Linked DNA regions of Mus musculus: regions 2 and 3 are each linked to region 1. Evidence: chromatin loops called from intact Hi-C (ENCODE). Cell type or tissue: heart. All regions are shown on one strand.

Region 1 (8,000 bases):
TCACCCAGCTACTCTCTGTCCCTGAGGTCATCCCGCTGCCTCTGCCTCTAGGCTAGCCTCAGCAGCGACCAATCATGGTCTTCCCAGCTCCAGTTCGCTTGTCTTCTAGCCACCTGTACCTTCTCAGCCATAAACCCCCTGTGGTCAGTGCTCCCAAATTTCAGTAACCCAGTAAAACAAAACTCTTGAAGCTTATAATTAACCAGTCAGATTAATATACCAATAAATTCTCAATTCACAAAATGCCCACATAATAATTTCAGAGCCAATTGATAATGATCCAAGCTGCCTACCTAGATTAGACGAGTTATCTCAATTATTCTATCCCTATATGATATTACAGCTATTTAAAGCCACTCGGAGGGCTGGCAAGATGGCTCAGCAGGTAACAGCACTGACTGCTCTTCCGAAGGTCCTGAGTTCAAATCACACAGAGCTTCTGCATTTAAGGCAAAGTGAACAGAGTGAAGAGACAGTCCAACTATACACTGGACAGGGAGGTATTATCCAAAATATGTAAAGAACAACAAAACTTAAACACCAGGCCTGGCGAGATGGCTCAGAGGTTAAGAGCATTGGCTGTTCTTCCAGAGGTCCTGAGTTCAATTCTCAGCAACCACATAGTGGCTCACAACCATCTGTAATGAGATCTGGTGCCCTCTAACGGTGTACAGGCATTCATGCAGGCAGAGCACTATGCATAATAAATCTAAAAAAAAAAACCACAATATAAGCAATGATATAAATATAAGTAATCCAATCTATAAATGGGCCAATGAACTTATCAGACACTTTTAAGAGAACTACAAATGGCTAGTAAATATTTGAAAAAAAAAGTTTGTCATTCTTAGTCATCAGAGAAGTGCATGTTAAAATTGCTCTATGATGACATCTCACCCAGTTCGAATTGCTACTATCAAGAAAACAAATGGTAACAAATGTTTGAAATGTCAATGAGGATGTGGTGACAGCAGTGTCCTTACAGACTAGAGCAGCCACTGTGGAAATCAAGATAGACCACACAGCCTAGCTGCAGGTCTCCTGGGTATATCCCAAGGAACTCTTAAGTCCTACCTCAGAGATATTTGCCTATCATTTAATACTGCTGCACTATTCACAGATAAATGAGGAAAATCTGGTACAAGCACAATGGAATTTTACTCAAATGTAAAGAAAATGTAAATTGGGCAAGATGGCTTGCTAGGTAGAGGTGCTTGATGGAGAATTTCCAGAGGAAGCTAATAGACACTACAAAGTTGTCCTCTGACATGAAATTCATTGACACAACTGGAAATCATCATGTTAAGTGCAATGAGCTAACACTCAGAGTAATAAATACATTTTCTGTGAAGTGGGTGTGTCTTATATGGAGAAAGAGGCACACACACACTCACACAGAGAGAGAGAAAGAGAAAGAGAGGGAGAGGGAAAGAGAGAGAGACAGAGACAGAGAGATATGAAACTTGAAGTGGACCATGGGAGAGGAAAATGAGATTTTTTTTTAAGAGACTACTTTTGATGCTTGTCAAGGCGGCTGAGGCTAAAAGGAATGATCTGTCCAAGACAGTGGATGTGGACCGTTTTCCATCAAGAATGGGTGTCTTCATGTAGCCAATGCAGAGCTGGTCCATCTAGAGGCGCGCCTCAGGCTGTAGGGATATGCGGCATGGGCAGAAAGTGAACACACGGTAGTGAGCAAACAGCTGAGGGAGGCCATGCGCGGGTCAGAGAAGCATACGTGGTTCCTGGAGAAGTGGGTTATGGAAGGTGCGGGAGACGCTCACAAACCGAGCGTTGAATAGGGTGATGCATCTTGATTCTTGCGGCTCCTTCATCCAGACAGCCAGAACCTGCCGCGACTGACTCCGCATCCTGCAAGTTTGCACCAGCTCTGGTTATCCAGTGAGCACCTGTGGCCAACAAGTGCACGTACTGTTGTGTGTTGATGATGCAGATCTCACGCTCTACCTCAGAGATGAAGGCTCCTGGGTGCCTGCCAGGTCGCAGCGTGAGATCTGCTATGTTACTGTAGAGGTAGTCATCAAACTTGAACACACGCAGCACTTGCCGTTCTGTCAGACAAAGAAAGTCAAAAGGTTTCCCTGAAGATAGATGTTGCCCTTTTCCAGGCAAATGACACAGTCCCAGGGGAGGGATCCCTTCTCATAAGGCTTTCCAAAAATATTCTGCCAGTCAGCGAAAAAGCTGGGCTTGTCTGCCTGCATGATGACTACATCGAAGAGTTGGGGCCAATCGGGACCTAGCAAGTACCGCGTGCCGTTGTCTACAAAGTTGAAGGGACTTTTCGTGATGAGGAACAGCTGTTTTTACACGGCTACCATGCAGCTCAGATCTGCAAATGTTTCATCCCCTCTCAGGATGTACTTTGCCGTGCCTCGCTCAATCCGTGGGTACAGAAGACCTTGCACATTCTGGGTGCCATCTCTCACATTCTTGTAGAGGCAGGTGAATTTGGTCAAACTCCAGGCCGTGGCTCAGAAAGTAGTTTACCATACAGGACAGCAGTGGCATCTCTGGTAGTGAGATGTCCATGAGTTGCTTGATGGATGGGCCCTTGCCGTAAAGCCGCGCATCTGTTATAGTGGCAAATGCTGGGTGCCACCGTCTAAGGTCAGTCACTTCATCCAGCTCAGGATGGAGGTCCCTATAGGCTCTTTCCAATTGTACATAATGAAAAGCATCAATTTTCATCAGAGAACTCTTCTGAGTGTCAAAGTGGAAAGGCCAAGGATGTCAAAGCTGGGGTCCTTGTCATTCTTCCGGATCCTCGCAGGGGATCTATCAGGATGTTCCGGGAGACACTGACGACCTCAGGGTGAACCACATCCGCATATTGCGTCAGTGTGCAGTCATAGTCAGAGTCACAGACTTCAAAGTTACTCTGACTGATGTCACGGTTGGCGTAGATGGCTGCTGGGTTAAGGAGGCTGCAGACTTCGGGGCAGAATGTCATGCACCAAGCCTAGACATGTCCTGGTAACAAGTCCACATGTGTTTGCTGAGGTTCCCGCTGTCTGCGGGCACTGAGCCTGGGGTGCTGGAGCAGTGGGACCACTCCGGGACCCTGTAGGCTACAGTGAGGACTGGAGGGTGAGGACGAGGCCTTTGCACAGCAGCCAGAGGTGAGCTGCAACCACAGTCTGGCACCCGCCACCCCCCTGCCCGCTAACCCCGCCGCCCTCCGACTGGAAGATGAGATCTTAAGGGAGGTTGGAGGGGGTAAAAGAATAATAGAATGCATGTGGCATGAAAGCAGAAAGGAGACTGTGGGTAAAGGAGAGAGATTAGCAAAAGAAAGGAGGGAGGGAGTGGGGTGGGGGCAGGGAAGAGCGGTGGGACGGGCACACATAAGAACAAAATTTCGATGAAAATGCCTGAAGAAATTTGTTTCTGTCTTAACTTTTAAAAATTAGTCAAGGACTACCAGACTCTTCTTTTTTGACACAGGTCTCATGTTGCCTACGGCAGCCTCAAACTCATTAGGTAGCCAGCATGACGTTGAATTTACAATCCTTATAATCTGGAGTGCTGGAATTACTGATGTGTGCCACCATGTCCCATTTTAGTTATTACTGTGTATTGAAGTCTAGAGTTTCATGCACGATAGTCAAGCATGCTACCAACTGAGCTATAGCCACATTTTGGATTTTCTTTAAAAAAAAAAAAGTTATTATTTTTTAAAAGTTTTATTTGTTTTTTATGTGCATTGATGTTTTGCCTGCATGTCTGGGTGAGACTGCCATGAGGGTGCTGGGAACTGAACCCAGGTCCTCTGGAAGAACAGCCAGTGCTCTTAACAACTGAGCTATCTCGCCAGCCCCTGGATTTTTTTTTTTTTTTTAATTTTTTACTTTCAATGTTTTCATTATTAGAGAGTAATTGAGCACAGTAGAAAGGAACCATCTATGCATTTCAAAGCATGTGTTGTGCATGTAATAACGTTGTGTGTTTTGGCATTCTATAGCCTCTAAGCAGGTGTTCTATTGGGTATTTGTTATGTCAGGCTGATGGGCCATTGACATAGCTGATAAAATCCTATGCTGCAGAGAGCAAGGTAGCCACCAGATGGCGTGCAAGCACCAGCCACGGATGGACAAATGTATTCAGGTTAGAGCACTAGTGTGCATTGGTGTAAAAATCTATTTTTTTTTTTTCCTTTTGGAAAAGTCCTTAATTTTTAACCATATGTGGATGAACGCGAATATAGAAAAAATCCATTATTAAAATGTATCTAAGTGAAAATAAAATTTCATCAGTTGTCTGTCGTGCTTTTTGCCCTCTTTCAGGCAGAAAATGGGATGGGAAGGGGATTATGCAATGGTAGACTAGATACTTGAAAACATAACAGTAAGCGGTGCCTAAGACCTGCTGTCAGTAGTGGTCAGAACTCCCCCATGCAGAGAGCAACTGAGGACAGGACTGCTGTGCGGCTGAGATGCGCCTCCCCTGGAAGTGTCCCTGGGGGGCTTCTTCTTCACAGAGGCTGGCTAAAGTGTGGGAAACTAGGCTGGTGGTTCTTGCCTATAATTCCAGTCTCCGGACGCATAGGCAGGAAGATCGCCACAAATCCGAAGCCAGCCTGGTATTCGTACTGAGTTGTAGATCATCCAGTGCTACACAGCAAGACCCTCCAAAAGGGGCGGGGGACAAAACCTACAAATACCAAAGAACCATAGCCCTTCAGACACAAAGGCACCAGAGTGGTACTCAAAAGGAAAGGCTCGGTGAGGTGGCACAGGCCCACCTGCAAGCTCAGTACTTAGAAGCCTGAGGCCGGAGAGTTGGGAATTTGAGGAGAGTTTGAATTGATCCTGTTTTTAAGAATGAAGAAAAGCAAAAGAAAGGGAAAGAGGAGGAAGGAAAAACCTCTTCTTGATAGAAGAATGACAATAACTGTGAAAGAATAGTGTAATGAAAAAGTAACCATTGTAGCTGGACATGGTATAACATACCTTAATCCCAGTACTGAGGAGGCAGTAGAAGGAGGAATCCCAGACTACACAGGACAACATAGAGAAACCTTGCATCAAAACAAAACAACCCCTCCCGAAAACAAACAAACAAACAAACAAACAAACAAAAATCAGAAAACAACAAAGAAGCCAGCAACCTTGCAAAATATGGAGAATTTGTGAACATGAGAATACACCAGTTTTCTAAGAAAATTGTTTTTATTCTCACACAATTTTTTATTTGGAGAGTGGAGGGGCAGCGGGGAGGAGAACACTTGGTGGAGTTCAGAGGAGAGCCCTGTGGAGCCCATCTCTCCTTTGTGTGGATTCTGCGGGTCAATCTCAGGTCACCAAGTTTGCACATAGGTGCCTTTGCCCAGTAAGCAGACTCACAGGCCCTAATCTTTAATACACACTTTAAGATACCTTCTTCATACATTGAAGGAAAATTTGCAATTTCATTAAGGCAGTTAAAATCTTTTAGACTTACGTTGAATTAATAATACCACAAAATAGCTGAGATGATCATTTTAAAGCATAAAATTAAAATATAATTTTTGCTTATATTAAACTATATCTCTATTATAGTGTATCTCACATACACGCTGAAGAAGAGGGAACACACGAGCGTCAGCCAGCTTTGTTGATATAAAAATTCTGTGTTACTATTCTATGACTTATAACCTTAATTTTCCAGAAGTATTCAGAGTATTTTGGATTTTTCTTTTTTTCCTGAAAATCCAGCAGGACCTATCATTTGCTTGTAAATATCAAGTGTGTGGAGCAGACGGAGAACTTCGGCTCTCCCCTCCCCCATGTGTTCCTGGGCTATCACTGCAGAATGAGCACCGGTGTTAAGGCTCAGCTGGGCAGGTGGCCGTCCTCAAGGAAAAGCGCTTAATCTTGAAAATTTTAAATAAGAATATGCTGCAGAAGGTTAAATGGAGGGCTGAATAGGCAGACTTTAAAGGCGAAAGCTTTTTTAGTATGTAAATATTCATTATTTAACTAAAGTTTAAGTATCTTTATATATCTCATTGGACAGATGAAAATCATGATGTGTTTCTGGAGACTGACTAGGTCCTTTCAATCATGTGAAATTTGCATGTATACTACTTTAAGTTAGGTGAGTGTGTTCCATCGTCATTACTTCTGCTTGTTAGTTGAGTGAGTGTGTAGTTCTAACCTGCACACCGTGTTTTAGTAGGAGTCTATGTAAATAGGCGTCATTTGACTATAACTATATTAGCTAAACTGTGTGTCTATTTAAGACATTCGGATGCCCGGCTTCTCTGACTCTCTGGTCTTCATCCATGTTCAGACTTAGCATGATGCAGTGTTCCTTACAAAAATCTGCCATCAGTGAGGCTGGGAACCACGTAGGACACGGCTAAAGACAATTGGGTGTTAGCCTCCCCATGCCCATCAGACTCAGCTGAAGCCGACATGATCACGAGAGTCCTTTACCTCAAAGAGCCAAAGCTTAAGATCTCATTACACAGTTGAGCTGATCGCAGGAGGAATTCAGTTTCTAGGGCTGAATGTGAGTGACACTGAGTGTTTTCTTGGGAACATGGTCTTTAAATTCTATTAGAAGATGCTAAGGCAAACTTTATATGCCCCAGTACAGGGGAACACCAGGGCCAAAAAGGGGGAGTGGGTGGGCAGGGGAGTGGGGGTGGGTGGATATGGGGGACTTTTGCTATAGCATTGGAAATGTAAATGAGCTAAATACCTAATAAAAAATGGAAAAAAAAAAAAGAAGATGCTAAGGCATAAACAGAAAGCTGTCTCCCACCCTGCTAAGATGTTGACATGCTTTCATGCTGTTTATGAAATCATCTTTTGATGTGTATGTGTGTTTTGTCTGAAGGTATGTATATCGCACGAGTACCTGGTACCCATGGAAGTCAGAAGAGGGTGTTGGATCCCCTGGGCTAGAGTTACAGGTAGTTCTGAGCCACAGTGTGGGTGCTTGGAGCAGAGCTAGGGTCATCTGGAAGGACAATAGGAATTCTCAACCCCTGAGCAATCTCTCCTGGCTCTGTGGTCATTATTTTAACACAGAGTATTCCCCAGGTGTGACAGGTTCACAGGTTTTCCCAGCCAAGTTATTACCTTAAAATATGAAGTGTTGTATAGATGAAACTGTTACTGCAGTATGGATAAAGATTTTTCTTGTCCTCTCAGAATACGTGCTTTTAAAAATATAAAACCAAAAAGCACAAGATAGGTAACTTTATCTCTTTAAGAAGTCTCTTTAAATTTTATTTGCTCACTAATCACTAAAATTCTAAAATGAAAATTCTCAGCCTTCCATAGACCCAGTCTAAATTCTTTGTTCAAATGCATATATGAAGCTGTGCCCTTAATGCCTTATTATGGATTACTAACATCTCCACGTATAGTTAGTTACCTGTTCTATTCTCTCCACAATCGCAACAGGAAGTGCATAGAGCCAGGATCCTGTCTGGAGAAGGGATGTGGATCATCTTAAGTAGGTTTATTCAACAGAGTTAGTCCTGGCCAAGAGCTGACTGACTAAACAATGTAAAATAAAGTCGTGTTAGCAAATGTCCTGACTATGCCTCTTTCCCACTTCCAGGCTTAAAAAAAAGTTCTGCTAAACAAAACTTGATCAGAGAAGTTTTATTTAGTGCAATGTATCTAGGCTGACACAGTCATTTTTGTCTAATTTCCTATGAAACTGCCAGTATCACCACTGACAGAGTTGCTGCCATAGAAAATGGAAAGCACCTACTTTTGGGGGGATGGCCACTTGTTTTGGGGGGTGTAGAAACTTCTGGGAGTCACTGGCATTGTTTCTCATTCTGACTCGAAGTCCTGTCAAGTTAATTAACTTAGAAATTAAATTTGTCCACTCATGGTATTAGCTAGTATTATCCATAATGGTGGCTATGGAGACTTGATTTAGGCTGGGACGGTGAATATAAAGGAGCTAAAGAAAATTAAGATTTGTGTTTTTCCAGTGTCTGCCTGTGATGCTCAGATTACCCTGAGAAGAAT
Region 2 (8,000 bases), 200 kb after region 1:
TTTTAGGGTTGTATGTACATGTACCACATGCATGCAGGAGCACACGGAGATCACAAGAACATATCAGACTCCTTAGAAGGCTTCTTAGCCTTCCTAATGCTGTAACCCTTTCATATGGTTCCTCGTGTAGTAGTGCCCCCCCAACCACATATTATTTTCATTGCTACTTCACAACTGTAATTTTGCTACTGTTGTGAATCATAATGTAATTATCTGTTATACAGCCCCTGTGACAGTGTTCTTCGATCTTCCCTCGCCGCTCACCCCCCCCACCCCCCCCCCCCGCCAAAGGAGTTTTGACCCATTGCTTGAGAACTGCTACCCTAGAAGAGGAGTAATGTGAAGTTAAGAGCTGCAGTGTGAATGCTGGGAATTGCACCCAGGTATTCTACAAGAGCAGCAAGCCCCCTTAACTGCTGAACCATCTCTCCAGAGCCTCCACCCAAACACTCCTAAATCTAAAGGCAGATTTAAGCTTTTAGCCTATGTGCCTGAAATAATAAAAACTGGGCATCATGGGCTTAAAATTTACATGTTTCCCATCATTCATCTTTTGTTTATAGAGGATGTTATATCTGAGAGAAGCAGTTCAAATTTGCTTGTTCTGGGATTGGCTCGCCTGAGAAATAAATTATTAGGCATAATTATTGGCGACTCCTAGAACCTGGAGAGATGGTGAGCTGACGGCAGAGGAGGAAGGAATCAGATAAAGGGTCCGATGGTTATGAAATCCCAAGAGAGATTATATCATCTGGTTCAAAAGTTTTCTGGAACAAATGACAGAACTGATTATCGGAAGTACTTTTAATTAGCTGAGCTGAATCCAAAAGAAGGCGTACAAGTCCAAGCCAACAGAGGAAGTTTATTGAACTTCCTATTTAAAACAGATGTTCTGTCAGGGGCTCTGAATGTGATAATAGGATTGTATCCCAGTGTAGTTCATGGAACTCAGAAATGCCAAAAAGACAAACAATAGCTAGGTGTTCTCCCTTCTAAACGACACACAGGATATTTGTAGGGCATTTCTGCAGTTACCTGGAGGGTAGCAAGTTCAAAGCTGACATTTAGAAGCTTGGGAAGGTGAAGAACTAAGCTGGAATGGGTCCTTCATAGAGTCCCTGGTAGGGGAAGTCATTGAACATGGGGACAGGCTGGGGATAGGGGCAGGAGTCACAAAAACATGCACTCTAAGTTGATGTAAAATTTTCTATGAACAAAGCCGTCCTCCTCACTAGGTGTAAAACCCCGCTACAAGGTGAGGTGCTACCGTGATTTGCCTTCAGTATGTGAACCTAGCAGGCAGCCATTACACTGCTTTGATGGGACTGACTAGAGGGGGCCCTTTAAAGTGTTCCTCGCAGAGATTTTGGCAGAGTAAACACACACCCTGCCCGGGAGGGAGATCATGCCTTTTGAGGGAGTATATCTTTCTCACTTTGTAGCCAAAGCCTCTCCCGGGAGGAAGCAGAATCCCAACATGCTGTTAAGTTGTCCCATTCCAGCGTTCAAGGGGATGCGCCCCTGAATTTCTCCCCAAACCCCACCCCATTCACGTGGCTTTGGAGCCCACGCCATCTGGGTGCCTAGACGTTCTGTGACGCCACTCCCAAGAGGTTGGATTCTAAGTAAGGTCAGCAGTCAAGCGAAATTCAGAATCGATGATATGTTAAACTTCCTTTGTGCGGAACTTATCTAACAGTCAGCGTTATCAAAGACTGGGTTAGTCAGTACCTTGTCACAGCAATGTCGGAATAGCAAATAATGGCCTTGCTATGTTACCCCAAGTTTCCTAAGAAGAAAACTGCAAGATAACAAATGGGAGAAAAGGAACATGTTTATATTTTGGTAAATCGTCAAAAGTGTATTAAAAATCCAGTGTCGTCTACATGCATGTGATATTCAAAATTTAAAGAGTTTTTTCTTTCAATTAGAAAAAGAGAAAATTATGTTGGTAAGTGCCTGGGTATCAGAAGGCCTCAAGTTTAAGTATTTTTGTTATTTTGAGTTCGCTGATAGGTGGTAATTCACTATGACTATCTATTGGTCTTTAGTGTCTATTGAATACTTAACAAATTATAAATAATCTAAAGATGTATTTATAGGTAGAGAAACTTCTTACAGAATTGTGCCTGGTCATAATAACCTCTCCTCAGAGACCCCGAGTGACTATGAATTGGGTCCTTTTTCTCAGACAAAATGAAAGAGATGGAAAATATTTGCCAAGTTTGTTACCATCAACAACAAAATTGAAATAAGTTTTAAAAAATTACATTACTTATGTATTTATTTATTTCTCTCCCCACCTCTGTGTGAGTGTGTGTGTACACGTGCTCATGTGTGGGTGTGTGCATGTTCCTGTAGGTGTGCAATAGAACATATAAATTGGTCACAGGACAACTTATGAGAGACCATTTTATCTCCTAGATCGGTCCTGGGTCCTGGAGATCAAACTCAAGCCATTAAGCTTGATTTATCTCACTGAACAATCTTTCTGGTCTCTCAACGATTTAAAAAAAAAAAACCTATTTAATGAACATTTTCAAAACCTTATGCTGCACAATGTTGACTTTCTCACAATTTCAGGTATTAGATGAATGATTCTTATGTGAGTTCATTTGATATTGGGGGGAAAGAGATCATAAGAAGTTACAGATATTAGACATTTTTAATTATGAAGGTACAGTTTGTATATAATTACCTGTTTGGAAGTGTTGAGTATTCCTGATAGTCTATTATAAATATGCACATTTACACATTGATTGCTACTTTGCTAGTTTACATATGCTAATGAAGACACATAGTGAGACCGTGATATTGTTTCCTTTGTGTAAGCCCTCTGCCCGATACTTTGCCAAGTATGAATTCTAAGGAGAGTGCTGTTGGACTGCACAGCACTGAAGTTAAGAGAAAGAGTCACCGGGAACGAAGAGGCATGTACTCAGGAAGTTGTTTTAAAACCAGAAAAAAATAAATAAATAAAGCTAGCCCTGAAGGGAGCTTAAGGTGATTGCTGGAACCTCTCCTGCTGAGCCAGGATGAGGACAAGCATTAGGAGTTACATCACACTAGGAATGGCTCTGGATTCCTCCCTGACGTTTGTTTCTATGATTCCTTAAGGGAGGAAATGGGAAGAGACTTACATCCTGTGGAGGAGATTTGCGACACAGCTCTCTTGAGGATTCTTTGGATTCTTTGATGCATATTATATAATTTTTAAAAGCAGTGACCAGGAAATAACATTTTTCATCTTAGATGATGGCTTTTTCATGATAGTAAGTGCCTTTACTTTTCAGGCTTGAAGATAGGTATATTTTTAGAGGTTTTCTTAAAAAGTGTCTGGAGAAAATTGTATACATAGTTTTTTTACTTTTTAGTACCTATATTATTTAAGCTGTGGGAAACCTTCATTGGTAAACAGTCTTAAGTATAAGATTTTGTTGTTGTTCTTTATAAAAACTGTTTCGTCTAAAGCCAAACTCAAGCCAAAAGGATGAGAAAGGGAATGAAAACATCTCCACCTAGTGGCTCCATGTGGTAATTAATAGAACCAAAATCCAAACGCGTTTTCTGTAGAGGATCATACCATGCAGTTAGCATGAACTGTGTGTCTATGGTGAGATGCAATTTAGTTGATAATGACATGAGAAAAATAAAGTTCAGATAGTATGCACTTGTAATTAAAGTCAAAATAACACGTGGAAATGCTATTTATTTTTTGCGGGTGTAGGGGGCGTGCTGGGCTGGGGGAGATTTATTGAGGAAGGAGCTCAGAGTCTTTCCAGTGCTAGACAAGCGCGCTACAGCCTAGCTACCCAACAGCTGACCTTCGTGTTTTTACAGACACTGACATGAGTTTCTTTCTTCTGCTTTGCATACGCTCAGTGACTATAGAACTTTGTTTTCTCACCAAGCTAGCTCTCTGCTCGCTGCAGGGTATGAAGCCACAGGATACCACCTCCTTACTTTGGTTTCTAAATGACTGGATGAAAAATGTGATGCTCCAAGTTCATGAGGGCATAAAGGCTCATATAAAAGGAAAACTAATCAAACAGTGATACTAAATGTTCAAATGTGGCTGGATTGCTTTAATTACTGAGTCGGCTTTGAAATTTATTATAAGGCTGGGTTAGGAGGCAGGTGGGATGGCTGAGTGGGTCAACGTGCGCGTGTTGCCAAGCCTGAGGGCCATCCCTGGGATCCACATAGTGTAAGGTGAGAACCAATGCCCACAAGCTGTCTTCCGACCTCAACATGCACACCTGCCTACACACACAAAATAAACGAATGTAAAAAAAAAAAATGTTTAAGAAAAACATGAATGGCCCGGCGTGGTGGCACACGCCTTTAATCCCAACACTCGGGAGGCAGAGGCAGGTGGATTTCTGAGTTCGAGGCCAGCCTGGTCTACAGAGTGAATTGCGGGACAGCCAGAGCTATACAGAGAAACCCTGTCTCGAAAAACCAAAAAAAAAAAAAAAAAAAAAAAGGAAAAGAAAACCATGAATGAATTTATAATTTATAGAGCCAGGGAAGTGGCTCAGTGAGGAGGGATGTCTGCTGCCTAGCCTGACAACAAGGGACCTACTTGGTGAAGGGAGGTAGCCAAGTCTTACAAATTGTCCTCTGAACCCTACAGATGTGCTGCAGAACATGCATACCGCACAGCACACACTCAAATAGATAAATGTAATTAACCCAAAAGAATGAGTCTGGGTGTAAGAACATTAACCAGTCATGCAAAAAGCAGTAGTCAAAGAGCAAACTCTTTCTCAACTTCTTCGGAAGGCAAAGGGACCAAGTCCTTACTAGCGGTCCAATGCACATGCCCGGAAAGAAGCAACAGGTGTGCGGACATGGTTCAGAACCGAGAGCGTTTGGCTGGAGAACAGCTTCAGGATTCCCATCACGTGACTTGTATATAGCAATTATCAGAGTTGTGTTCAGTTCGTTCATCGAGCAATATCTACCTAATATTACACAAATATTAGACATAGTTTCTGAAGGGATTTAATGATTTTGGAAGTAGAGCACACCTGCAAAGATAAAGAACTTACCCGCCCCAACCCCACCCCCAGCAAAGTCTGCATAGCTGTGGTTACTGGCCCCATGTCCCTGTTTTTGTTTTGTCCTTTAACATTTACAGTCTTATTGAAATGGTGTGGTACTGGTTTTCATGTCAACTACTTACTTGAGTTTAATTGAAAATGCTGTATCTTTCTTCTCTTTGTAGAAAGCGTCATCATTCACCAGTTGCGAGTGAGCTCCAGATGAGATTACCAAGCACAGCCCACAGTCATCGCTAAAGTCACCATGCTACTGATGTTGACTGGAAACACCTTAGGACCTCCAGTGATCTTTTCTTCCTTCCTTCCTTCCTTCCTTCCTTCCTTCCTTCCTTTCCTTCCTTCCTTCCTTCCTTCCTTCCTTCCTTCCTTCCTTCCTTCCTTCCTTCCTTCCTCCTTCCTTCCTTTCCTTTCCTTCCTTCCTTCCTTCCTTCCTTCCTTCCTTCCTTCCTTTCTTTCTCTTTCTTGCTCTCTCTTTTTTTTTGAGGATACAACTTAGCAGTTAAAAAAACATATTGTGGATGGCATGAACATATGTGGCAAACCCAGTTGAATCTTTGTGCCCAGAGAAAGTTTTCTTCCCTTTACAAAGTTTTCAGGTCTGTGGGCATATGCTGTATAATTTATTTGTATAATACTTTTTGTAATGTGATCCCCCCCAAATTGTCTCCTTTCTCATAGTCCCTGGCACATGTATCTGTAGACTGTACTGTCAATTCTTTGAAGTATTGCATATTCAAAAGAGGTTAACATATCGTTCTCCTTTATTAATTTGTTGTTTTTAAGAAAGAGAAAGCACAGCACTCGATTTCCCTGGACAACGTTAAAAGGTAAAACCGAGGAACAGGAGATCCTGGGAGTTCCACGGCTTGAACGGTGCTATGGTTCTGATCGCGGCCCAACACGGAAAACACTGTCCTGACTTAGGAGTTTAAGTACTTAAAACCAACATGTAACTGTCTCCTTTGGTGTTCTGAGTGAGAAACAAACAGCTTTGACTGACAGTCAATTTTATTTCTATCTGCATTGTTTAACTCTGTGTACAAAACATAATAGTGACTTTGATGTCCCTGTATTTCCCACATATTAGTGCCCCCGTGAAAGCTTTCAAATAAAAACCGACCTAAATAATGTCCACTTAAAAAAAAAGTAGGGAGACCCAAAGGTATATAATCACTTCACTCCAATTTTGATAGGTTTTTCAAAACAACTTGTAGGTAGAAAAAACAACTACTACTACTCCTTTTTCCTTCCCCTCCTCCTCCTCTTCCTCCTCCTCCTCCCCCTTCCTCCCCCCACCCCCACCCCAGTCGTCATCTTGGTACAGGCTCTTGCTATGTATCTCTAGCTAGCCTAAAACTGGTTTTGTAGACCAGGCTGGCCTTGAAGTCCCAGGGATCCTGTCTGTGCCTCTCACATGTGTTAAGACTAAAGGCATGTGCCACCAAACCCAGCTAAAATATATTTATATTTTAAAGAATTAAAAGTCCACCATTTGCTATTCGCCTCATTGTCAGAGCTGCTGTTGAATTTATGTAAAAATATGACGTCTACTTGGAACTCTAGTTTAAAAAATCCCGTTGACGAGAGTGTAGTTCTTATAAGATCTTTAAACATAACTATAAGGATAAGCGCTGACACTCGGTTTCTAAATGAAGAAGTCATTTACCTTGCTACTCTAGTGTGATTAAAGAGCCAAGGCATCTTCTGAATGTTAAGAGGTAAGTCAAGTCACGAAAGCCATGTGCTGGAGGCTCACCTCTGTCCACAAGCTGTACCCTTATCAGCTGCAGAGGGGCGTTTACAGAGTCTCTGGAATAGGAAGCACAATGCTAAACCCTCATGTAACCTAGAGGGTTTTTAATATATTCTGTGGAACTGACAAATCATATTCAATACATACCATAAATTAAATATTTTCTAAAAAAAAATCTTGCATTTGTTTAAAGTAAAATAAATGTCATGTTAGACTTGCCCAAACTTTAATGATAGTGGAAGTCTCACATAACCTTTGTGGTTTTGATCACTGACACAGAAGTCTAGACTCTGTGTGTGTGTGTGTGTGTGTGTGTGTGTGTGTGTGTGTGTGTTAAGATTTTTAAAAGGGTTAAGATTTGCTTTCTCAAAATGTTAAAATATAATGATTTTTCAATCACAAAACAGCTTTTATTTTATTTAGTATTTTTCTGCTGACTTAGGTGGTACAGTTACTGGAGCTTAATTATTTGCTTTAACTTACAAGACTGCTAAGCTGTGGATACGGATCTTCTGGGTTTCTTTCCCTCCTGAGTTGTAAAGAACTTTAGTATTTGTCAAGACAGTGAAGATTATGTTGTAACCAGTCATCTGGGTAGATGCTGATTTTCCTGCCTACCTCATCACCAATTTCTTGAGTGACATATAAGTAAAAGGAACACATTAAATTTGAAACAAGAGACTGTTGTGAAACAAGGCAAGATCACAGTCACATCTTAGCAACCTTGTTGCGTTGTAAAAGTTGCCATCACAGGTAGTTCTGGCGCTAACCTGGAAACATTGTGTAACCTTGATTCTTTTACTGTAAATACATCTCCATCAATCTGGATGAGACTAATCTGTGGATGGAATTATTTAGGTATTTTCTGAACTGCAATCAGCATTTCTAGTTCAAGGCACAGTTGACCCAATCCATTGTTCTGTTTGATCTGCAGTTGTTCCGTTTTGTTTTTAAGACAGGGTCTTCTTATGTAGCTCTGGTTGTCCAAAACTCACAGAGATCCTGTCTCTCTGTTTCCTGAGTGTTAGGAAATAAAAATGTGCAATACAATCCCCAGCCTCTACATGTGTTTTCTGAGACAGGGTTTCACTAGCTAGCCCAGGCTGTCCTCAAACACATTATGTAGCTAAGGATGGTTCACACCTATGATGTTCCTGCCCCAGTCACCCGAGTGTTAGAAT
Region 3 (8,000 bases), 110 kb after region 1:
AGGGAGGAAAGCAGAGAAAGAATAACAGTTAGAGGGGAGATATGGCAGGGAAGGTGTTCAGTGATTAAAGGACTTCATGTTATTGACAGGTTAAGAGGTTACAGAACCAGAAAGGAGCAATGCCAAGAACACAGGCAGAGAAGGATCGCTGGTGACAGAATCTTGGAGGAGACAGAAGAAAGGGAACCAAAGTCATAATTTGGGAGTTGACCTGGATCCTGGCCTTCAAATGGAGGGAAACCCCTCATCTTCTGTGTGACAAGAGTATGAAAGATTTACATCTCAGGGGAAGACAGTTGAAAGAGCTCTCTGACAAGTTTGCTTTTCTCATTCAAGCGAAGTGACGTCCCGTCCACTGACAGGTGCTGAGAGCTAATCAATGGTCGCTAAGAGAATCCAGCACGCACTGAATCACTGCCCAAGGTGGCGGCCAGGTGTTATCAGATAGCAGATTATCAGATATCCTGCATATCAGATACTTACATTAGAATTCATAACGGTAGTAAAATTACAGTTATGAAGTAGCAAAAAGAATTTTTTTATGGGGATCACCTACAGTAGCAATGAAATACTTTTACTGTTGGGGGTAACAACAACATGAAGATCTGTCTTAAAGGGTCACAGCATTAAGAAGGTTGAGAACCAGTGTGTTAGAGGAAGATTGTCATGGATAATGTGGCCACGTATGTACAGAAAGTGAGGCTGCATTTGCAGTCATAACTGGCCTTTTTAAAAGGAGACACAGTGCATGGTGTTGAATTGAGGGTTAAAGGTCTGAGTGGCTACAGTGAACAGACAAGGTCAGGAAGCAGACGGTGTGGTGAGGAACAGCCAGCTGGGAAGAGCTATTGGGCTGAATTATTGGGCCAACAGAGAATGTTTAAGAAAGGGCTGGAGAGACTGGAGATCTATGGACTCTTGGTCCATAGGCTTTGATGTGAAGCTGACATAACCAACACAGGGTATTGAGTGTGGTCTTGGAAGCAGCAGTGAAGGTAGTTGGAGTCACTGGCATTAAGGAAAGGTGAAGTTAGGATGTTGACTAAGCCTTCCATTGAATGTTGAAACCCAGGAGGAGGGCAGATTTGGAACAGAGAACAAGTCTGTATCATTGGTCAAAAATGAAAGCTGGGGACAGCAGGTCAGCAGATGACTGCACAGACTGGCCAAAGTATTTGTCTTGATTATGTCATTCTGTTGCTTAAGAATTTGTGTGACAGCCTTTATTAGACTTTATTAGATCGAAACTGAAATTGCTTAGGCTGGTTGGTACAATCTGTTAACTATCTAATCCTTAGCTATGAAAAGGCATTCTGAGTGTTCCTGGAAAGAGCCATTCCTATCCAGATATGCAGGCTGTACACTCTTTCACATCATTGACCCACACTTATCGATACAAACTCAAACACTATCACCATCGGAAGGGGGAATTTATCTTTTTCTCTCATACTGAGAATACTTGCAGGAAACTTGGTCTTTGGGGAAATTGTGGTGTATTATCCTGCGCTTTTTAAAGCCAGCTTATATTTATTTAGTGACTAGCAGAGGCTTACCTTCGTTGTTAAGTCTTTTATAATCCCTTACTCTCCAACACCTGCCTCTGTTCTGCTAAGGAATCCGTCATGATTTTGATACGTGTGAATCATAGAATCTCATCTATACACATTCTGTATGTCTTATAGACTTACATTGTGTTGCCAAAAAAAAAAAAAAAAAAAAAAACCAAACCAAAACACAACAACAAAAAAATCTTTAAAGGACAGAGGGACTAGAAAGGGGTTGGTCATATACCATCATTGATAATCTATTGGTTATTGGTAGTCTCAAATTGTTCTAATTTTATACACCTTGTGATGTATTTATAAGATCAACTTTTAGTGTATGTATGTAGTGTATGCATGGATAAATGTTTGTGTGTTGTGTGTGTACACACATGTGTGTTTATGCTCATGGAAGAATTTTACCAGGAGAGCTGTACTTTCCAGCCCAAGATTGATGTTTTAGTGTCTTCAAAGAACTTGAATAATATAAAGAACAGCATCATTTACAAAATCATGCAATTTTTCCATTCCTGGTAATGGTCATAAATATGCAATGTTATTTCTAACCACACATGCTCAGGGTTGTTTTGTTTGTTTGTTTGCTTGGTTGGTTGGTTTGTTGTTGGTTTTGATTATATTTTTGGGGGAAGGAGCAGTCTTTAATTACATGTATGTGTTTGTATGCAAGCATATCTGTGCAGGTGTCTGAGGCCTTGGGTCCTGTGTAGCTAGCGTTTCAGGCCTCTGGGAGGCACCTGAGGCCACGAGGATACTGAGAAATGGATTCAGGTCCCCTGCAGCACTGTGCACCGGTGACTGCTCACCCAGTCCTCCAAACCCCATTTTGGTCGTCTTTAAAAAGAGCTGACATACTTCACTGTAGATGAGGGTAGTCCACTGAGATGGAATCACTTAGTGCAGCCAGGCACAACAGGCTCTTCTCACAGGGATGCTATATATCACCTTTCTCTTTGGCAATAGCTTTTCTTTTCCTAAATGAGCTCCATTTGTCACAAGGTGTGGCCTCCTATAGAATCTCTGTGCCTCTAAAGTGCTGGACTTCAGTTAGCCTTTCTGGCTTCTTAACTCCATGACTCACATGCTCTCAGTCTGCTTCATCTTTTGCATCTCAGGCTGAGGTCATCTTGAGCAAGGGACCCAGTGAAATCTCACACCACTGACATGATCAGTGTGCTGAGAAAGGCATGTCTTTGCTGGGTTCAGGAGGCAGAAAGGCAGGCTGCCTTCTAATTAAAACCAAGACCACATCTGACCTTTTGTTGGCTACAAAGCCTCAGAATCTCGTGGCGGTATTGTCTGCATTTTGACAAAGAGCTCTTCTGTCTGCTTTTCCCTTTTTGTGGTAGAATATGTTCGGCGTTCCTAATATGATCAGAGTCTGCAGGGAGGACAATATATTCACTGTCAGTACAGGGCAGAACTTTGGTTTAATTGTGAAGTGTGGGGGAAAGCATTATTAATGAAGAAAATCTCGCAAAAATGCTCGTGTTGTTTGGTAGGATCTGGACAGGAGAAAACACTCGGGGGGAGGGGGAGGTTCCTTTCTTCTGTGACCCACCTTTCTATCAGTGAAAATGAACTCAGTTATTCCAATGAGCAAACTCTATCTAAATATTCTAATTATCTATGTAAAAATCCCCCATTATGTTGAATATATATATATATATGTGTGTGTGTGTGTGTGTGTGTGTGTGTGTGTGTGTGTGTGTATTTGTTGTATGGAGCCAATTTTAAGTAAAATCAGGGTATGTGCAGCTGTTGGAAGGAGCATATTAAATAGACTTGGAATATAACAGGCTCCCGACTTTAGAATGGCTTCCAGGGAGACATCAAGTACACATCTGCACTCCCATGTGTGCTTTTGTTGGGTATCCACTAGAGAAGACTGCTTGGATATGGATTTAAGCCAATAATAGTCTTTATTAGTCAGCTAGCTACTACACTGGGTGCTTGAGATTCTAGTATAGCTGTGAGCCTTTCTCAGGGTGAGCTTTTAAGCATAAAACAAAACAAAACAAAACAAAACAAAACAAAACAAAACATATTCTGGTTGATAAACTTCAGTTAACAAGAACAGTTTGCCAGAAGGGGAACTATAGAAATCAAAAAAGCAAGGTTGGTACATTTAGAGACTTTCTCAGGTTTTTGTTTTGGCTAGTGGTGCTGTCTATGGTGGTGCTGAGTCTTAAAGTTTAAATGGATGGTACTTCTATTGTGGAGTCAGCTTGCCAAGGTCTGGGGCCCTGTTATACTTCAGCTCAGCCAAGAGCTAGACCTGTGCTACACACTGGAACTTCGGATGAAGACAGCAATATTTTATACTTGCCCCCACCTGTATGGTAATCACTAGCCACATGCAGTTTTGTAGTTACTTGAAATGTAGCTAATTAAGCTGAGAAGTTGTATTTTGACTTTTGTTTAATGCTAATTTAAAAAAAATATGTTGTCTTATTTGTTTTATACTGTGTGAATGAATACACGTGTTTCTGTGTGAGTTTGTGCGCATGCATACAGTGCCTGTGGAAGCCAGAAGAGGGCATCGGCTGCCCTGGAGCTAGAGTTATAGGTGCTCCTTAGCTGCTCATGATGACTGTGGGACTTGAACTCCGGTCCTCTGGAAGAGCAGTGCGTGCTCTCACTTTGAGTCATCTCTCCAGTTTCAGTTGCTAATTAATCTGACATTAAGCAGCCACATGTATGTAGCACAGGGCTGGTGCCACGGCATCCATGCTTGGCAGGCCCTTAGCTGATACTGAACCTAGGGCAGAGGGGAAAGTCCTGACTAGAGAGAGATTAGAGTCCTGGGTACAAAGAAGAACCTGGTGTGTCATGGATTCAAGGGAGGAGACAACTTCAGAAGACCAAAGGTCAGGCAGAGGTCCCTGGTCTGAGCTGCTGCCCTGGGCTATGTTGATGTCTTAGGGCTGTGCAGAACTGCCCCACCCCTCACCTGGACTGGAGGCATGAGATGAGAACTGATCTACCCTCTAGCCAGTTAGTTGCAGTGCTCTAGAGAGCAGCCCTGCACATTGCCCAGGAAGAACAGTAGACCTGGTCCTGGTTGCAGGGATTGTTAGTGAGCTGACCAAAGGGTAGAAGTGTGGGAGAGCTGGATCTGCCATTTGTCTCCTGTAGAGTGACAAGGGTGAGGGAGAGATGCTCTTCTCCCCACATGCCCCTCATCACCTGTGGCAGGTTGGAGACCTGGCCCTTGGATCTTGAGACCTGGCCCTGCCCCTCACCAGCTACAGCACTTGGGAGAGCAGGCTCAACACCCCAGCCCTGCACCTCGACTGGGCAGCACAGGACAGTATCAAGGTTGTGAGAGTGGTAGAGCTGGCTCTATCCCTCTGCCTCTCACTGGCAGTGGCACTGGATGGGCATGGACCAGCCATAGTGACTCTTCAGTGGTGTGGTGGTGTGAGTGGAGGTGAGCTGGTGGGCTGACCAGCTCAGGTACTTCTCAGGCCCACATCCAGGGCTTTGAATTGTCCCATCCCAACATCTACCCCTCCAATGAACTGCTGGAATACATGAAAGAGCTGGTCCTACAGAACCAAAGCTGCAGGATCTCCATGACACAGGGCAACAACAGGGTATCCCAGAGGATAGCCAGTGATGTTCCAGTACTGGAACCTCAGATAGAGCATCAGAAGCCAGGAGCCTGTACCAGATCAATGAGCCATTACAATTAACATGCATATGCAAAGAAGTATAGACAAAAGGGTATATACTGTGGGATACACTGACACACTACAGATTACACAACCAGATTTCTCCCCCTCTGTTGGTGGGGAGGAAGCAAGGGTGGAGGGATGGGTATGAGGGGAGAGGGAGATGGGTGGGATTGGAGTGCTTGATGTGAAATTCAGGAAGAACCAATAAAAAGTTCAAAAGAGTTTCTACTTTTTATTAAATACTGATGGCTAATGATTTTAAATTACACTGAGTCACCAAGTTACATGCTAAAGAAATCAACATATCACTGTCGTGCTAGCAGTCCAAGTTGAAAAGCAAGCACTAGGAAAAGAACCTTGTTCTATAGATAAAGGGAAGAGGCACACATTATCTAGCAACAGGATTTCTTTTTCCATATAAAACAATTCCTGGGTTGACATTTTTGGCCTCTAGTTCATATTTTGAGCTGGGGCTGTAGATGCCTTCATCTGTATCTCACCTGTAACTTGATTTCTCCTCCTCCTCCTCCTCCTCCTTCTTCTTCCTCTTCCTCTTCCTCTTCCTCTTCCTCTTCCTCTTCCTCTTCCTCTTCCTCTTCCTCTTCCTCTTCCTCTTCTTCTTCTTCTTCTTCTTCTTCTTCTTCTTCTTCTTCTTCTTCTTCTTCTTCTTCTTCTTCCTCTTCTTCTCCTGTTTCTCAACAACAGGAGTTTAATCACCAGTGCATGGGTGTGGGTTTATAGTTGGTGATTTAAAACATTAAAGGTAAGAGGTGTGTTTCTGTCAGGTGCATTTTTCTAGTTTGCATCATTATATCATCATATACAATGTTTCTAATCAGGGAATCAGGAGGACAGGAGAAGGTAGAAGGCAGGTGTGGTTAAAGCATGCTGTGTGCAAGTTCAGAAATGCCACAGTGAGATTTATTAACTTATAGGGTTACTGTGTGATGCTACTTAATGTTAAAAATGGAATTTGTCAGGCTTGGAGGTGGCTCAGGGGAGAGGAGAGCTTTGCTGCCAAACCTGATAGCTTGAGTTTGAGTTCTAACACACACACACACACACACACACACACACACACACACAAGACCCACACAAGAAAATAAATGTAATAATTTTTTTCTTTCAAAGAACTATTAGTTCTTTGAGAGTTTCATACAATATGCCTTCATCATACTCAGGCTGCCCAACTCTTCCAGGATTCACCCTCCTCCCCTACTTACTCAACGTTGTATCAAGATCACCTTGTGCTGCCCAGATTTTCTTGGATGTGTGGTCACCCACTGGCAAGTGGTAGACTTACCTAGGGCTGCGCTCTTAGAGGAAACTGTCTCCTCTCCCAGAAGCTAAGAATTGGCCATAGCATCCTAGCTTGGGGAGGGATCAGGTGCCTAACTCCCCTCTGACTGCTGGGATTTGTTCTATCGGGCTTACACGCATGTTCTCACGCCATTGTGAACTCACACCTGCTGCTGCTCTTCTCTCTCTGGAAGGTAAGGGCGCCTTGCAGTCTCTGACACTTACACTCCCTTTGCCCCTTCTTTCACAATGACGCCCCCCCTCCCCCCACCTCCATCTCATCCCTTGGGATGAGTCTTGGGAGGGGCGTGGAAATATATATGCTCCCTTTAGGGCTAAGCATTCTGTAGTTTCTTAATTGTTAATAAAAATATTTTTAATGAAATTTGTTGACTTTAAAAACAGAATACAATGTATAGATTAGGGATATAGCTCAGTGGTAGACCAGGCACTTAGATAGTTTAAGACCCTGGCTTTGATCTATGCACCATCAAAAAGGAAAAAAGAAAATGGGGTGCAGGCCAGGATGTCTAGAGTGTAGTAAAGTGATGGTACCACTACATTGGCACCACCTATGTGTAAAACCTGGACATTGTATATGGATGTCTGCACTAGCCCTTAATGTCTCTTATTCACTTCTGTTTCCTTGGAAACCACTGTGTAAAGGACAGTAGATAAAGTACCATGCATTCTGTACTGCCTTCTCTCCTGTTTCCCATCCCGTTGATCTGCAGAAGTCCTCTCCGGGTACCAGGGCGGGCGAGGGAAAACCAGCGCATACACTATTATACTTTTGTTTGTGCAGAACCAACAAGGCCCTCTAGGATTAAAACTGAACTTCCCAAGCACCATGTCAACCAGTAACGGACCAGCCTTGAAGCTGTGAACAATTCAAAGTGACGCATGCCGTGGCTGGCAGCAGGAAATATTTTTGTTCAGCTTGTGAATGTTTAAGAGGAAAAGCAGGGCCCTGACAAGAATAGTTGAAATAATTCCAACAGGATATTTGTGTATAATAAAAAGGAAGGGCATAAATTTTGAGTTAAAAGGACTGTTGTGAGGCTAGAGACAAGCTCAGAAGTTAAGGGGGGCTTGCTGCTCTTACCGAGGACCCAGGTGTGTCATTGTCAGCACCCACATCCAGTGACTCATGGCCACCAGTTTGGGGGATCCACCACCCTCTGCTGGCCTCTTGGGGCACCTGCATGCACAGGCTATACATGAATACATACATATAAAATATCCAAAAAAAATCTTTTTTTTTAAAGAACACTTGTCATCTGGTCTTCCCAGCTCGCATGTCATTCTGTCTGCAGACCAGACCTGCATACCAACAATGCATGTGTTTGCCTTCAGGATTTCTACATCCTTTTCAGAAGGCAGCTGCTAATCTCTAGAAAGGCTTGCTCTGATGTTAAACATTTCCTGATCAAAGGCCTGAAGGGAAACATGAAACAATGTG

What was found. A loop is a pair of places that touch in the nucleus more often than their neighbours do. Peaks named below come from ENCODE experiments on the same cell type or tissue, not always from the same donor. Only the 100,000 strongest peaks of a DNase experiment are listed, where the experiment ranks them.
Region 2: a loop joins it to region 1, with 8 times the contacts of the local background. A loop is called at or near these places in 36 of 42 quality-filtered maps.
Region 3: a loop joins it to region 1, with 3 times the contacts of the local background. A loop is called at or near these places in 9 of 42 quality-filtered maps.

What each region holds. Positions count from the first base shown.
Region 1 is chr9:79,999,039-80,007,038 of GRCm38, reverse strand. It overlaps a transcript of Filip1 not described here and the pseudogene Gm8131. Among named protein-coding and RNA genes, the nearest start is that of Filip1, 25 kb to the right of the region's middle. In heart, a CTCF peak has its summit at 675 (motif pointing left); a DNase peak (open chromatin) is centred at 4,078; H3K27ac peaks cover 322 bases.
Region 2 is chr9:79,802,448-79,810,447 of GRCm38, reverse strand. 4930429F24Rik (RIKEN cDNA 4930429F24 gene) reads right to left here. Exons shown (of 3, transcript NR_040734.1): 3 at 7,213-8,000. It also overlaps a transcript of Filip1 not described here. Among named protein-coding and RNA genes, the nearest start is that of 4930429F24Rik, 13 kb to the right of the region's middle. In heart, a CTCF peak has its summit at 3,523 (motif pointing left); no DNase peak of the experiment used is centred here.
Region 3 is chr9:79,885,428-79,893,427 of GRCm38, reverse strand. The region is part of intron 2 of Filip1 (filamin A interacting protein 1); the gene reads left to right. Among named protein-coding and RNA genes, the nearest start is that of Gm35261, 38 kb to the left of the region's middle. In heart, CTCF peaks have their summits at 4,095 (motif pointing right) and 7,737 (motif pointing left); DNase peaks (open chromatin) are centred at 1,047, 7,447 and 7,727.